Linked DNA regions of Homo sapiens: region 2 is linked to region 1. The links are chromatin loops, found by intact Hi-C in ENCODE. Cell type or tissue: PC-3. All regions are shown on one strand.

Region 1 (8,000 bases):
AAACCAATCACTTACAGCACTTGATAATGCTTATTTTTAAATCTTTTCTCTTCCCTTTCATGTTTTATTTCTGAGGGAGGCATGGATCTCATGCTAGTTCTCGAATTCATCTGGGTCACATCGGCAGTTTTATAACAGCAGGGAGAAATCTATTGCCACAAAATTCTAACCTAACTAGATTTAAGGTCCTAATCTCGTCCGCAAAGCCTGCTGTCATAAAGTTGACTTTCATTCAGCCAGAGCACTGATTGGGCCTCCTGTGTGCCAGCCACTGGCTGGGCAAGCTGATGAGGGCCCAACCTAAGGTGGTAGTGAAAAGGGGATGGATGGTAAATGTTCCAGTTACTTTTGCTATGTTACATTTTCCCCAGAACTTAGTAGCTTAAAACAATTAACCATCATTTTATCATATCTCATTATCTCTGTGGTCAGAAACTTGGGGACCATTCAGTTAGGTGGTTTTCTAGGCAGGGTCTATCATAGTAGTAGTCAAATGATGGTTGAAGCCAGGTAGTCAGCAGAGGGGCAGAGTAGCTGGGACCTAGCCAACCATCTCTCTCTCTTCATGTAGTCCCGGGGCCTCTCTATGTGGTTTCACCACATGTGCTGGTTTGGGCTTCTCTACAACATGGAAGCCTCGTGGCTCCAAGGCACAAGCGTTCCAAGGAGCAAGGTGGAGGCTAAGTCGCCTCTTGGAAGTTACATGGTTTCACTTTCGCCAAATTCTATTAGTCAAAACAGTCATAAAAGTCTAGTTTCCAGGGGAAGAAATACAGACGCACCTATCAATAGGAGAAGGGTCAAAGAATTTGTGGATATATTTTAAAACCAGCGCACTAAGGAATTAGAATTGACAGGGCTTAGTGATTGATTGGATTTGGGGAGTAAAGCACACAGAGTGGAAGATGACTCAAAAATTGGTGACCTGGGCCAGTGGATGTGTAATTAACCAAGGTATGGAACTCAGGAGGAGGAACAGGTTTGATGAGAACAAGGTAGGTTCAGGATATGTCTAAGCAAAGATGACCAGCAAGGCAGTTAGAAAGTTATGTCTGGACCCAGGGAGAAAGTTGGGGGACTGAAAGGCTGTGTAGAGAAGCTTAGCCTTGACTATCCCAGGGAGAGTGTGTAGATCAAGAATAGAAGTCTGTGGACCGAGGGAATTAAATTTTGAGATTATCTGAGTATCTGCAACCACTCCATAGATTATATCTACCCCAAGCAGATATAAATGTGACTGACTCCACAGGGCATGTCCTTAGTGGTGAGTGGATACTGAGTGGGGCTGGCAGCTGGGGGGCCATCGTGAGGGTGGTAGAAAAAGACTGGACCAGGGTTGTGGGATCCCAAGGTCATGGTCATGTTCTTTCCCTACCGCACCTCCTCCCTGCTGTGTGCTTCCTTGTCATAGATGGACTCCATTCAGTTCCCACTTACCAGCTGCCCCCCTCTCCAACCCTTGGTTCCCTTTAATTTTGTGCGTTTTCTCCAGCTTGGGCGTAAGCCACTGTCCTTCCTCTACCCCCATTTCTTTCCCTTTCTCTTCCCTTCTGAATTCCAGGGCTTCCCCCACCCGTGATTATCTCCCTTCTCCTGTGCTAAGGTCTGGACTGAGATTGATTCTCAGCTATGCCCATCTGACAGACGGAGACAGACCACTTGTCCATACAGTATGGCATTTCCCAAGCCATTCCTACTGGCTTGCACTATCTTTTTACATTCAAATATCCACTTCTCCCTACTAAAAAAGCAAAAAAAAAAAAAAAAGCTCTGCTAGATTCCTTTTGACTTTTATTATTCTATTCTCAAATATTTGGGACCTAATCACTTAGACTTCAATTGAATTTGACTTTTCCAGATTTTCATCAAATCACTTGATATTTTCTATCTAACACTGAACCCTGTATTTTTAAAAGCCACATCACCTGGCTCCTGGATCTTAGTGACATTCTAAAGATTCACTTGAAAACAGAGTTTTTTCAGCACAAATGTGAACTCATTTGATTCTGTTAGTCACCCTACAAAGGAGACAGGTAAAATGGGTATTATCATTATTCCCATTTCTACTGATGAAGAAATGGAGGCTATGACAATTCAAGTCACCTGTCCCAAAACATACTGCTGGTAAAGGAAGTAGCCCAAATTTATACCCAGGTCTCCTGTAACACCATGACACACCACACTGCTTCTCAAAGGCCTATTACAGATGACATCCATTATAGTGAAACATTTGGAATAACTTTTAGGTGACACTTATTTGTAATGGAAATAGATATTCTAAAGAATCAATACTAAATCAGGATATCAAATAGATGGCATTATAATCTTGGTCCCACTGAAGGTATTCATCTGTAGGTTTTATTATTATTATTATTTTGAATTTAGGAACATTGACACCTTTATTATAATAACTTTTTTAGGATGACTGGGTTTTGGGGCATTTCTCTGAAATAGCACCTTATTAATCATGAATGGAGTCTTGATTTTTATTTTAATCATGTGCCCAGACATGGAGGGAAAAACGGAGAAACTTCCAGATTCTTGAGGCCAACTTTTTATCCCGTTATTAGAACTCCTTTCTCGTGAGGCATCGTAAGGCAGAAAGAGGACTCTCCTGGCTGCGAAGTGAGACAGAAGGACTCAAGCCACTTCACTTGAGGCCTTTCCTAGTCCTACCTTCGTTTAAACACACACACTCACAACCTCTTTTGATTTACACTGCTGTAGCCCAACTGTTTGGGAAAGCTGATGTTGTGGAATCCCTAAGTCATCTGTGACCTAGGTCACTAAAGACAGGAGCAATTTAGTAAAAGTATTAATTGAAAGTCTCCTGACAAGCCCTGCTCCTTCAGATAAAGTTACACATCAAACCCACACAGGCCGCCAGGCTATTCTGAGCAGGCTGAGATTTTCAATATCTCATAAACAGGCCCTTCAATCACTACAATCTAATAAGGCTATAATCATCATTGACACTATAATGATTAAAATGAATAAAACCCATTAAGAAAAGTCATGTTGAGTTATTAAAAGTTTCGCTCTGTGTGATATGTAATCTTTTATCCATTTTTTATGATGAAATCTGTAACCATCTATCCACGAAAGACCATTAATTTACTGCTCTGTGGATGTTACCATGCTCTTTAGTTTAACAGCTTATCATTGATTTCTTGAGGGAGATATTACATTTGGAGAAATACACATGGAACAAAAGCCCGAATGTTGCTCTAAATTTCCCACTGACAGAATGATCAAAGTATTTGGGTCTGGTCTGCAGCTCGGGGCTAGGGAACAAGTTTTCTAGAGCAGAGCAAGCCCTCTGGCTACCAGGCAGCAGATACATGTTTTCAGGCATCACAAATGCTTCTAAGGAAAGGTCATGTGCACCATGGCGGGAGGGGGGGAACAATAAAATGTCCATTAACCGGAGCCTAGTTAACTGGCTTATTGGCATCTATTAGAAACAAATTGCAAACAAAACTGATCCTATTATAAACTTCTCCTCCTCCCGTCGGTCAAGGGCAGTCTCTGATTGGTTCAGAAGAGGCCCCAACAAATACAGCGTTGTCAGATGGCTCCTTTATTTGCAAGGAGAAGATTGGGTTTCTGCCAGCAGCAGTCTCCAGCCCTGACTAGCAGAGAACTTACAGAGTTGGGAGGGATACGTGGCCCCGTCCCACAGAAACAGCACTGGAAAGGTGACTAATGTACTCCGGCCCGCATTCTTTCAACAGGGACTTTTTCCCCTAAGCAAACAGCAATAAAAAAATCTGAATAGAAGAATGTGGACACAGTGCTGAGCTAAGTGGTGGGGGAGCCCGATTCTTAATGTGTACTTTTTCTTATAAAAAAAACTCTGCTTCAATATCTTTACTGCTCATCTCCTGTTTAATCTTATTAACAGTAAAACCTAAAAAGATTCTGTGAAGCCAAGAAGAGGGTGTTGTCTTTAAAGGCATTCTTCATTTTTCCTGAAATGATTAATAAATCTATTTGCTAGCCTTCTTCGGCTGCCTCTCACTGAACAGACTTGCCAGTGTTTTCCAGCAGGTAAGGACAACACCCACACCACAAGGCAAAAATGGTGGGCTTATGTTTTATCAGATTTCCTTATTTTCCAGATTTGCTTCCATCATTGAGGTCCTGCTGGGTTTGGGGGGGCTTTTTTTCCACCTTATCTAAATAATATTAGGTTATAAACGTCATTCATAACATACTATCTCTTTTACTAAGGGAAGCCTGTTTTTACCAAAATAATCAAATATTCTTTATAATCCTCCCCTTTAAAAGAAAATAGAAAATTCCATTTGTAAGGTTTAAGTATAGTTCAAAGCGCAGCTAACAGACATCGATTTTTTTCAATCTTTGGAGAGTTAATTTAAGCCTACAACATTCCATCATGTAAGACAAAATGGTTGCTAAATGAAATTAAAAGGCAAATCCTCCAAGAATAAAAAGGAAATCGTTCTTTATATAATACATCATTAACCTGTGGAAATAACTGCTTCGGGGCATGATTGAGGCTAACAGCTTAGTAAAAATGTGTAAATGATGTAATACTTCTACAGATAAGAATGGCATTAGCGATTGTGAATTCTAAGAATGTTCACTTTCTGTGCACACACTCGTACCACAGTTGGAGTCGGGAGGACACTTCACAGGCCATTGCCATGCTTCTGCAATTGTTGGTGACACATAAACAGAGCGGTATCCCGTGTACGTACAATTAATGTTTTCTGCTGTTCTCATACCTTCATCTCACTTTTAACTATATTGATATCAACTGTGGTTCAAAGTGAAAATGGAATTGGGTAAATTATTTGTCCATTTCCATGAGGCAAGCCTTTATTTCCCCTCAATTTTTGGGAGGAGGGGATCAAGATGAAATGCACTATAAATGGTCATATGACTATGTCTAAAGACCCTTAAGAGAATTACAAAATTACTTAAGCATTCTGATCAAAAAGGACTGATATCTCGAAGAAAATTGTGCATGTGTGTGTATCTGTATATAACATAAAGTAAAATAAATAAGCCAGAGTGGGAGATAAGGAAATTCAGTACATCAAAGAAGGCTCCTTTTAGTCTATCTTCAGAGAAGGTGAAATTGACTGTTAAAATACCTATAAAAAATTTTAAAGACATTCCTGAATTTTAATTTATCATCATGGTATTAAAAATATAGCTCTTTCTAACCACGGAGGCACTGAAGATTTTGTGACATGAAAGTTTTCCTGGTGTTAATTTGAGCCTTTAATTAATTATAACCTTTTAGAAGGGGGCTGTATAACTGCCACAAAAAAAAAGGTTACATAGAGATGATGAAAAAATAAGACTCATTGCAGATTTTTAGTGAAGCTGCGCATTGGTGAGCTGTGGTTCTCAAGTGATGAGTCAGCACTTCTGTGATTGCAGGTGGAAAGAGCAATAAAATCTTGCTGAGTTTAGTTATTGAAATTATATGGTTTCATAAATAGTATAATGTTGTTCTCAGCAGGTAAATTTTATATTTTAATGACATCTGTATTATAACACATACAAATTCTCAAGCTCAAGGTCAACAGAGCCTTCTTCAATATGAGCAGCTGGAGCCCAGCACTGAGGCTGGAAATGAATAATTCAAGCTCTGAAGTGCTGAGGGCGTGGGAAGAGAAACTGAGATCACAGTAACTTATTAATTAGGAAAAAAGATATTTTCCTGGTAGGCCATTTGGAGGTATAGGAAATATGCAGGTGTGAGTGAGTGAGAATGTTGTATAGATGACTAAGCTTTCTAATGAGGTAACAGAACTGAGTGAAGATTTTGCTATAATGAAGAGGCAAGCCTGCTGTAGAAATGAAGCGCTTTGGATTTCAGCTTTAACTATGTTAAAATACAAGTCAAGTGCTCCTTAATTAGAACCAATATACTCCTGTTCACCTGATCACCTTTAAGCCCAGGTAACCACATTTGCACATCTAAACTCCCTCCTGAACTTATTAACTTAAAAAAAAAATGCCTGAAGAGACTAACTTTGTTTGGGTTGTTACTAAATCAGCTTTGTTTCATTGAAAAGCCTGCTCATTAGCTGTAATCCTTCCAGCTGTTTTCCCTTAGAGCCTCTGCAGGTCTACTGCCAAGACTGGTGTGGAGATTTTTGCTTGGATAAATGGCACATTATTGCTCCTCTTTCAAAACATCTCTATACCACAGGGTGACTATAGTTAATAACAATGTACTATACACTTGAAAATTGGAAAGAGAATAGATTTTAAGTGTTCTCACCACAAATAAATAAGTATGTGAAGCCATGGATATGTTAATCGGCTTGATTTAGCCATTCCACAATGTATACATATTTTGAATGTCATGTTGCACACCATAAATGCATACAACTTTTATTTACCAATTAAAATTCATTAATTTAATTAAATCTCCCTCATGTATGAACCACTTAGTAATTTACAACGCACTTTCCTTTGCATCACATTGTATTGAATCCTCACAGCAAATTCTGAGGTAGACAAATCTCTATTTTACAGATGATAAAACTAAGATCCAGAAAAGCTGATTCATTACTTAAGGTCAAACAGGTAATCGTTGAAGTCCAGGAACACATTTAGGTCTTCTCTCTCCAAATCTGCCTCTCTCCTTACCATACCAAACTTCACAGTAGCAATGTTGAACACTGCGTGATGCTCAGTAACCATTTTAAAGTCATAACACAGTAGTTTGTCATTGCTAAACCTTTTATGGGTTGTGTTTCTTTAGACATTACAGAAAGTGTTTTAAGAGCCGCTGCTCGTTTACTCTGGTTATCCCAAGACAAACAGTGTGGGCGATGGAAGCTAACCTGACTGGTGGTCTGCCCAATAGTTATCCCCTCTGCCTTTCTTTCCTGAGAGAGCCCTGATTTTGTTTGGAGACCTCCCTTTCTCTATGTCATTCATAGTAAAGCCTGAATAGACCAAGCTAAGCAAGGTAATGCTGTCTTCTATCAGTGACTGGTTTAGGAAGGAGGCTGCAACACAATTCTGGCCAGTGAAATGCAAGAGAGACTACCAGAGGCCTTCTCAGGAAAGTTTCCTTAGTTTTAAAGAGAAGCACATTACGAAACATTCCCTCTTCTTCTTCTTCTTCTTCTTTTTTTTTTTTTTTTTTTTTGAGACGGAGTCTTGCTCTGTTGCCCAGGCTGGAGTGCAGCGGCATGATCTTGGCTCACTACAACCTCCGCCTCCCAGGTTCAAGTGATTCTCCTGCCTCAGCCTCCCGAGTAGCTGGGATTACAGGCACACGCCACCATGCCCAACTATTTTTTCTATTTTTAGGAGAGATGGGGTTTCACCAGGTTGGCCAGGCTGGTCTTGAACTCCTGACCTTAAGTGATCCGCCTGCCTCAGCCTCCCAAAGTGCTGGGATTACAGGCGTGAGCCATTGCGCCCAGCTGACCCTCCCTCTTCTTTTAATGAGTAGCATCATCTCATGACCATGAGAAGAGCTAGCCTCAGGAAGAAGCTGATCCACTGAGAATGACAGAGATGGTGGGAAGCCAGGTCCCTGATGAAAAGCTGATGGATTAATCAACCCTAGAGCCACCATGCCCCGGGACTTCTTGTTACAGAAGAAAAGAAAATTCCCTTATTGTTTAAAACAGTTGAGTTGGAGTTTCCTGCTACTTACAGCCAAGCATCTAACAGAAAATTTGTCCAGGTGAACAAGTTGGATACGTATCTCAATTTAAGGCCATTTAAAGTTATGCTACAATCAGCTGAAAAGATCTTAAATTGCCTAACAACTGTAGGATATTATTATATCCATTAGGTGCTCCAGCTTTCCTAAAAATATACTTATTTTTATTTTCACAAATAAAAAGCACCTGAAAGACCATACATAAAATCATCTCATAAATTAATAACAATACATGATTATAAATCTGGAGATCAGCATAATAAAATGGTTAGAAACCTATTAGTTGAAAGCTTGGATAATATATATAGTCTTGAAAACCCCTTTTAATTCT
Region 2 (8,000 bases), 100 kb after region 1:
GACGCCAGACCCAGAAGATGCTGTGTAGTCGAGGCTCCAGGTCCCATGCCAAGGGGCTGGATTCTCCCTGGTAGTAAATCATCTCTCACTCTCTCCTCCAAATGACTGGTATGTTGCCATCCACCAGCCCCTTGTCATGCCTTGGAAAAGCTGGCAAAGATTAATCTCTACCTGCTCTGCATACACAGCATTTTGTTCAGAGAGACAGCAATTTCCCTTTCCAGTGCTTGGGCCTTGGCTGGGGAGAGGGGGCCCGGTGAGAAGGGAGTGTGAGGTGGAGGGTGAGGGGCCGAGGGGCCGAGGGACTGGATATTGGTTGCTGTTGCTGCTAAGTTTTGTTTAGCTTTGGAGCTACAGCCTCGACCCTGGTGGGGGGCGGTGGGTCCGGAGGCTGCCCCGGAGGAAGGTCTCTCAAGCTCTGCTTCCCTATCCCCACTCCTGCTCCCCAAACGCGCCAGCCACCGCCACTTCCTAGGCTTTCCAATTCTTGCGGCCGGATCCCGCTGGTCCTTTTCCGCCCTCTCCTTTCCCCCTTGGCGTCCTAGGGGCGAGGAGCGAGGAGCGAGGAGCGAGGCTGGCTGAGTCCCGGGGCCGGGGGGTGACCCCACGGGCGTCATGGAGCCGGCAGCCAGCCGGCGGCCCCTTATCTAGTGAGGGGCACCTCCTCCCTCTGGTCCAGCGCGACGGAGGAGGCCTTGCTGAGCACCGAGGGCGCGAAGGTGAGGAAGGAGTCCGAGCGGGAGGTGGAGGCACAGGTGAAGTCCGAGGCGGCGGCAGCCCGGGGCGCCAGCCCGTTGGCCGGGCCGCTGTGACAGGCGAGGCAGGAGCAGGGGCCGCCGGCAGAGGCGCCCAGTCCGTGCGCGGGCCCGGGGTAGAGCGGCGGGTGGCGGAAGGCGCACAGCAGTTCGGGCCGCGGGTAGGGCTGCGACAGCACGCGGAACGTGTCGAGCGGGCGCAGCGAGCCGCTGAAGGGCGAGGCGGCGGCGGAGGCGGCGGATGCGGCGCCCAGGCCCACCGGCGAGTAGTAGGGCAGGGGCAGGTGCGATGGGAAGGGGTAGGGCAGGCCGCCCGCGGCCGCCGCATGGCTCATCATGTAAGTGTAGAAGGCGGGGTCCGCCGGGTGCGGCCACGTCATGGCCAGGCGCTGCCGCTTGTCCTTCATGCGCCGGTTCTGGAACCACACCTGGGGAGAGGAGCGGAGCAGGTTCAGTAGCTGGACTTGGCCCGATGCTCAGAGGCCAGTAGTCTGGTCCCGCTCCGGGGACAGTGTTCGCAGGGCAGGAACAGCCAAAGCAGACACCAGCCGGGTAGAGACCGACCCCACCACCACCACCTGGAGCTGGAATCCCTCCGAGAGAGGTTTGGGGAGTGACTCCAGCCCGCTCCCTCCTTCCTTCTGCCCAGGTGGCCAGGCCCCCGGGGTGCCAGAGGCCAGTGTGTGTATGGGAGGAGCAGTGAAAGGACATGGACTCAATTGGTCTGCGGCCGCAGAGAGCGTGTCCCCAGAAACTTCCTTGTCACCCGCACAGGCACTCTATCCCCTTCCCCCACGCCCACCCCTTGTCTATTTAACCAGGAAAGGGACAGAGTCAGCCACATGGCAGCAATGCCTGCCTAGGAGCTGTCACGAGGGTCAATCTGCACGCGCCGGGCAGGGAGACCCCAGGCCCAGATTCCTGGCCTGCGTTTCAGGGAGTTGGCAGTTGGCATTTACTTCCCGCTAAATAGGTGCACACCCGCCTCCCCAGCCTGGACCCCGCATACCTTGATGGTGGTTTCCGGCAGGTTTAGGGCGGCCGCCAGCTCACATCTCCGCGGCCTGGATACGTAGTTCTCCCGGTAGAATTCCTTCTCCAGCCGCGCAATCTGCTCTCGGGTGAAGGCGGTGCGGTAACGACGCATCTGGTCACTGGCGCTGCACGCCAGGGTGCCTTGCGAGCCGCCCCCACCACTGCCGCCGTTGCTCTTGGGGGTCTCGCTCCCTCCGTTCGGACTGCCGACCAGCGCCTCGGAGCCGGACCCTGCACAGCGAGTCCAGAGCACAGGCGTGTACAGACACAGACACACAAACGCCATTGAAGTGGGGCTGTAGGCCTAAGGTGGGAGGGTGATTTGGGAAGGGACACCCTGTCAGCCACCTCAGTAACTGTTTCTGCTAGGGTACTGCGGCCTCTGGGGAACCCAAGAAGGGAAAATAAGGGCCTGCCCTTGATTGGGTAGGTAGAGGTCTTTGGGGAGGCCTTCCCTTCCTCTAAGGCATCCTGGGTACAGGGGTTCCCAGCCGCCCTTCCCACCTGCCCTGGAGCATAGGTGAGATTTCTGCCTCCCGTTGGCAGGGCGTGCACTTCTGACAGGCACATGAGTTGAGATGCACCTTTGTGCTAGAGGGTTGTAAACTCTGGGTCAAGTGCATTGTAGTATGCTGGGCATTCAGAGAGTTTCCTTGCTCTTATGTGTGACGGGCTGCCAGAACAGGTGTGGGAATGTGTACTAGGTTCCGTGTATTGCAGGGCTGGAGTGAGAATGCATGTTGAGTATCTTATTTATTACCTTAGTATATGTGAGTGGAGTCCAGGTTGTTCTGAGGGTTATGGGAAGGAGGCTGGGTGAAATCGGTGATAAGATAGTAAGGGGTAGGTGCAGGTATTCAACAAGGCGTTGGCTGCCAAGACCAGGGGGTGGTCTTTCTCCCCCCCGCCCCCAGGCTCTTTCCACCCACTCCTACAGTTCTGTGGAGGAGTGTCTGCTGGTGGGCTCCCCTCTCCTCCCCCCCACCAACCCGCGCCCAGTTTTCTACCCCCTTCTGGGGAGGTGATTGTTGGCACAGAGGGAAACTCCCTTCCGGGCTATCCACCCCTTTCCCATTAGCCTTTGGTGGGGAGGGGTTCTCCAGTTAAACCAGCCCCCCTTTGGGCCTACCTCTGAGAAGGGTGGGGCTCCAGCCCCCTGCAGCTCCTTTTCCTTTGGGTGGAGAAGTGGGACTAGGAAGGAAAGGGGAAGGGGGGAGGACCCGATCTCTGCCTTTTCAAATGCAACCGGAGACCAAAGGCAATTAGACCATTGGGACCATTTCCGACCTGGCGCCGCGAAGCCCGGGAAGTGACAAGGTAATTTGGACCTCTGACCGACGTGCAAACTGGTCGGAGGGCTGCAGCACCCGGGCTGCCCAAGTGGGCCGCAATTTTACGGTCCTTTATGGACTCCTGGCTTCCGCGCCTCCATGCCTCTTACACCCTGCCAGCCACAAACTGCCCGGATCGGCGTTTGATCTTGCCCTCGCCTGGGGAAAGTGTCTTCCCCGAGCAATTGAAGCATTCCCCGAGCAGTTGAAACACTGGGTGCTTGGGGTGAGCTTCGAATCCCCCAAGTCCAGGACTTGCATCCGCCCCCTCAGCACCCCGCACTCAAGGCACTGCTGTCACCCTCAGTCCCGCCAATGCCAGAACACAGTAGGAGACCCCCGCCAGAACGCAGATAGCAGAGAGAGTTGCTCAGGTGGGTCCCCCCAGCCATCCTGCCCTAGGGGAAGGGAGTGTCTTCCTCCTGGCCTGCGCCGAAGTGAAGGGTGGGCGCAGTGGGAGGCCCGGGGAGCGGAGGGGCACGGTGGCTACCTTTGCTGTGCTGGTACTCGGCGTTCCCGGTGGCGCAGTCCGGGGTGCAGCTCACCTCGATTTCTTCATAGAAATCCGACTCGGTGTCCGAGCTACTGGGTTGCCCCTGTCCGGAGAGGCTGTCGACTGAGGGGGCCGGGGGTCCTGGGCCGAGCATGGCCGCCCCAGCTACCTGGGGCTCGGCGCCCGGCCCCGCCGCGCTGCCTGCGAGTCCATCTACCGGCTCCTCCTCCGGGCCTCCCCCGCCGCGCTCCCGGGTGGCCGGAGGGACGGCCCGAGGGCTCAGGCAACCACGGGGCACCATTTTCTCGGGCGGCTCCGGCAGCGGGCTGCCCACGGCTTCGGACAAATTTGAGACTCTCTTGCCAACCAGAGTGCCAAGCTGACCCCCATCCAGAAACACAACCATGTCCTTTCGGCTCTCCATCCCGGGGCTCTCCGGTGGGGGAGGGGAAAGCCCCAAGTGAGTTCCTAACCCCGGCTCCCTGGGTCTCCAGCGGCCGGACGGATCTTGGTTGCAAGAGGGAGAAAGAAAGGCCGGGTGCCTGGGAGGGCGCGGAGCTGCTGGAGCGCGGTCTGGACCGCGACCGCGGCGGTGGCGGTGGGAGCTAGGGTCACCTTGTGAAGCGAGCGCTCCTCTGTGCCGCACCGCCTCTGGGAGGAAGCCCCATTGCCCTCTTCTTTCTAAGCTGTCATCCTCCTGCTGCAATCGTCATTACAGTACCGCTGGTGACGCCACTCGGCGAGCGCAAGTGGATAAATAGAAACGTCTGCCACAGCGAAGATGAAAGGAAACCCGCAGCTAATGGCTCGGCAGTGATGCGCCAGGTGTGGGCCTCGCTCGATTGGGGAGGAGAGTGTGAAAACAGACAGAGAGACACACACACTGAGAGAGGGAGACACCCAGGCAGAGGGGATGCAAATGGAATTCCGCAGAAAGAAAAGAGAGCTTAACGCGCGCGGCGAGTTCCGCAGGGGCAGCGGGACTCGGTAATTAAATAAGCTTTTGATTTTTTCTTTTATTGTTGTTTTGACTTTTGTTTTCTTAACTTGGTGCCTTGATCTAACACCGATGAAAGAATCCATAACTGCATTTTAGAAGTGTGAAGCCCGGCTTACAAGCCTCAATTCTGTCGGCATTATTACAACTGTCTGCCCCTGGCAGCTAACCTCAAACTGGCTGAAAAGTCTTTTTACAAGCTACGGAAAAATGTATTCCCCCGCCCCAAGTTGACTGGAGAGCTTGAGGCTGGGCCATCTTTTCCTCTTTTCTCCTCCCTCTCCCTACCCACCTCTGTCTCCTTACTCCTGCGAACCAAACTTTGCTATTTTTCTTCCCTAAGGGGCAAGAAATAAATACCTTATTATTATTTTTTAATTTAAAGACCCGCCTTGGCTTCTGTAAGAGTGTGTGCTGATTTCTTTTAAATACCTCCTTCCCATCTAGATGGCCTTAAGTTTTCCACAGCCTGGCTTCATCTTGAGATGGCTATTCGTACAAGAAGTCGCTTTCCCGTTTGCCTGGACCTCGCCTGCACTCCAGGTATGTTGGGTGGGGAGAGTTTCTAAGAGTTGTCTTTTTTTTTCCCTTGCCCATATTTTAAAGTATTCGTTCAGAATCAGCGAAGTCTCCTGGAAAGAGGTTTTTCGAATGAAGAGGCGCCAGGAATGCGGCCCCTGCTGTGGCAGTACTGGAGGCCCCTACTTGGGAGAAGGCAGTAGCTTTCACCGCGCTATTTTGGGCAGGGGTTCAGCCTCCCCGAGTACAAAAAGGTTGGGGTTCATAGAGGTTTGACTCATAAGGTCCTCTCCCAAGTCCCTGCCTAGGGGCAGTGGTACCTGTCTCCAAAAGTGGATGGCGTTTGAGGTAGAAGAGAGTGAAGTCGCTGAAAATGCCCTAAAACAGCAAGTAAGTAGGGACTCTGATGAAGGGCTGGAGGTGGGGGCAGGGGTTGTGGAACTTAATATCTGGAAGCTGCCATAGGCCTCTCTTGGCTCCTCTCCCAGGGAAGAAGCTGGTATAAAACTCCTTCAAACTGACCCTTTTTGAGCTCCAAGCAAGTGTGCTGGGGCCAGGTGGGTGGGCTGAGTCTATCCCCACATTGCTGAGAGCAGGAGGTGGGCACCTTCTATGCTCAACCCCCCTTTCTCCGCCTCCTCCCGAAGAGCTTCTAGCCCTAGGCAGCCAGCTGCAAAGGGCAGCCCAGCACCTCCCTCCTTTCTGTGTCCCTAGCAAAGCCCCAGCTTTTACAGGTAAGTCCTCTTCCGTGACCTTTTTATCTGTTATCTCCTACTTTTCTCTCCTCCTTTTTCTCTTTCTGTATTCTTCTCCTTCTTTGCTTCTCTCCTCCATCTTCCTATCCATAGGGTTAAGGAAGGTAGAGGAAGTAAGGGGTCCAAAGAAAGACAAAGTTTCCTCTTCACTCCGGCTTTCCACTTCTCTTTCAGTCTAAGACGATGTTCATTAATCTTGCCTGGGGGCGGAGGCAGCGGGATCCGGAAGGTAGTGTCCACATAGATATTTCTACTCCTTGGGACTCCTGAAGCCACTATATGCTGAGCACTGCTAGCCCCAAAATCCAGGGAAATGTTTTAGAGGTGAGAGGATCAATTGGGAGTGAGGGGAGTCAAATCCTAGAACCTTTTCCTGCCTTGGAGAGCTGTCCAGGTATTCTATCTTTCTCTGTCCTCCCTACCAGCAGCCACAGCCTGAGGGAGCACCTGGCTTGCTCTCTTTCCTGTCAATGGCAAGCCCCCTGGGCATCTGTCTTAGAGCTTCCAAGGTTGCCTACTCTCTATAGGGCCCTCCAGCACTGGGCCTTTGAGGTGCCCACCCTCCTTTCCTCCTTGAGCGCTTAACCTTCTCGTGAGTAGCCTGCTGCCCCCATCTCCTGGGGGCTGGGTCCTCAGAGGGACTCCTGGCTCCCCACCCCGCCCCCAGCTCTGCATTCAATGGGAATCCTCTGTTTGATCCGCTTTTCTTCTGGGTGAGATGAAAGCCGAGTAGGAGTGAGAGATCAAGGAGTGCCACTTAGTCTGCTTCCTGGGTCGGGCCCTACGGAGCAGGGCTTACATCCCGCGGAGAGGGCTGGATGGAGCTGAGGACCGGCTTTTCAGAGGGAGGTTGCCTCCCTTGGGCTCCAGATCTGAAGCTTCAGGGACACATCCCCTCAGCCCAAAGCCTTCCCCAGCCCTCTCCCGACTTCTGCCCCGCTCTTTCAAAGCTGACTGGCCAGTCTTAGGAGCCTAGGGAACCACACCCACCCCCGCCCCTTTCCACCGGCGCATTAGGGGGAAAACGTTTTAACCAAATGTCACTTCTTCCAAAAGCATCCTTTCATCAACCTCACATTAAGAGCGGTTGGGTTTTTAAAGGAAAGAAGACAAAAAAAGAGAGGACTGGATAAGAACACTGTTTTGGTTTTTTGGGCGGTGAATGTGGGGGGAGTATTTAATAACATCGTTATCACTGTGTCGTGAAGGTTATTCGCGGCACGGCTCGAGAAGGAAGGTAAATTCCGAGAGCAAGTGAAGCCCTGCACAACCCCATTAAGCCTGGGCAATCCCATGACAGCGGAGAGGGGGTGATAGCAGCTGAGGTGGAGGCCGCTCCAGGCCCGGCGGCTTCTCATTTCTCGCGGCGGGGGACACCCATCCCCCACCTGCCACACGGCAGGCCCCCCGTCCCTTCCCCCGCTGGGGCGACGGGCTCCGGTCCAGCCGGCTCCTCTCGGATTGAAATTCTCCGGACTTCAAAAGCTCCCAGCTTGGCTTCCGCCGGGGCTGGGCTGGCCTGGCCCGGGCCGGAGGGGGGTGGGTGGGAACCCCGGGGAGGCGACGGAGATAAGATGCGCGGGTCGTTTTAAATGGAATCGGAAGCCGGGCATAGGCCCCCAGACGCGCGGGTCAGCTGGAACAGCTTCGCTCCTGAAGAAAACCGGGCTCGGAAAAGCGGCGCGTGTGGGGCCTGCCTCCGCAGTCTGCCCGCCCGGCTCGGGGGAGATGGCCCGCGGCCCCGATCACCCTCCCCAGCCTGCAGCGGGCCTTTCAACGGCGACAGGGCCCCGAGAAGGGAGAGAGCGAGGAGTCCTGAGCCGGGGGCCAGGAGCTGGCTTGTCGGCTCAGGTGTCGGTGAAAATGTGATCAGGAAAAAAATGTTTTCGCTTCTCTTTGGTTAAAAAGTAAGAACAAAGGGAGCTTCCTTCTAAACAATAAGCGTGGTCTGGCTGTCGTGAATATTAGTCTTGGGCCCTCCGTCATCTTCCAGGCCGTGGTGGGGGCGCCAGACTGCTGGGTCCTCGCGGTGGGGACAGCCGGAGGTGGGTGGTTCTGGGACCCGCTTCCCCCTTCTGCCTTGGCAGCTGCTGATGCCCTTTTGGGAACCTAGTG

What was found. Hi-C counts contacts between places; a loop is a spot of excess contacts. Peaks named below come from ENCODE experiments on the same cell type or tissue, not always from the same donor. Only the 100,000 strongest peaks of a DNase experiment are listed, where the experiment ranks them.
Region 2: a loop joins it to region 1, with 4 times the contacts of the local background. A loop is called at or near these places in 3 of 110 quality-filtered maps.

What each region holds. Positions count from the first base shown.
Region 1 is chr7:27,342,760-27,350,759 of GRCh38, reverse strand. LOC107986733 (a long non-coding RNA gene) reads left to right here and starts at 3,990. Exons shown (of 3, transcript XR_001745009.1): 1 at 3,990-4,050. In PC-3, no CTCF peak of the experiment used is centred here; DNase peaks (open chromatin) are centred at 949 and 3,649; H3K4me3 peaks cover 2,121 bases; H3K27ac peaks cover 2,499 bases.
Region 2 is chr7:27,239,069-27,247,068 of GRCh38, reverse strand. EVX1 (even-skipped homeobox 1) reads right to left here and starts at 4,267. Exons shown (of 3, transcript NM_001989.5): 1 at 3,612-4,267; 2 at 1,765-2,021; 3 at 1-1,183. The coding sequence starts at 4,038. The coding sequence ends at 644. It overlaps EVX1-AS (EVX1 antisense RNA), which reads left to right. Exons shown (of 4, transcript NR_120507.1): 1 at 1-108; 2 at 5,059-5,154; 3 at 5,428-5,520; 4 at 5,619-5,640. RefSeq lists enhancers at 632-1,241, 1,242-1,850, 3,772-4,649. In PC-3, no CTCF peak of the experiment used is centred here; no DNase peak of the experiment used is centred here; H3K4me3 peaks cover 1,614 bases; H3K27me3 peaks cover 1,337 bases.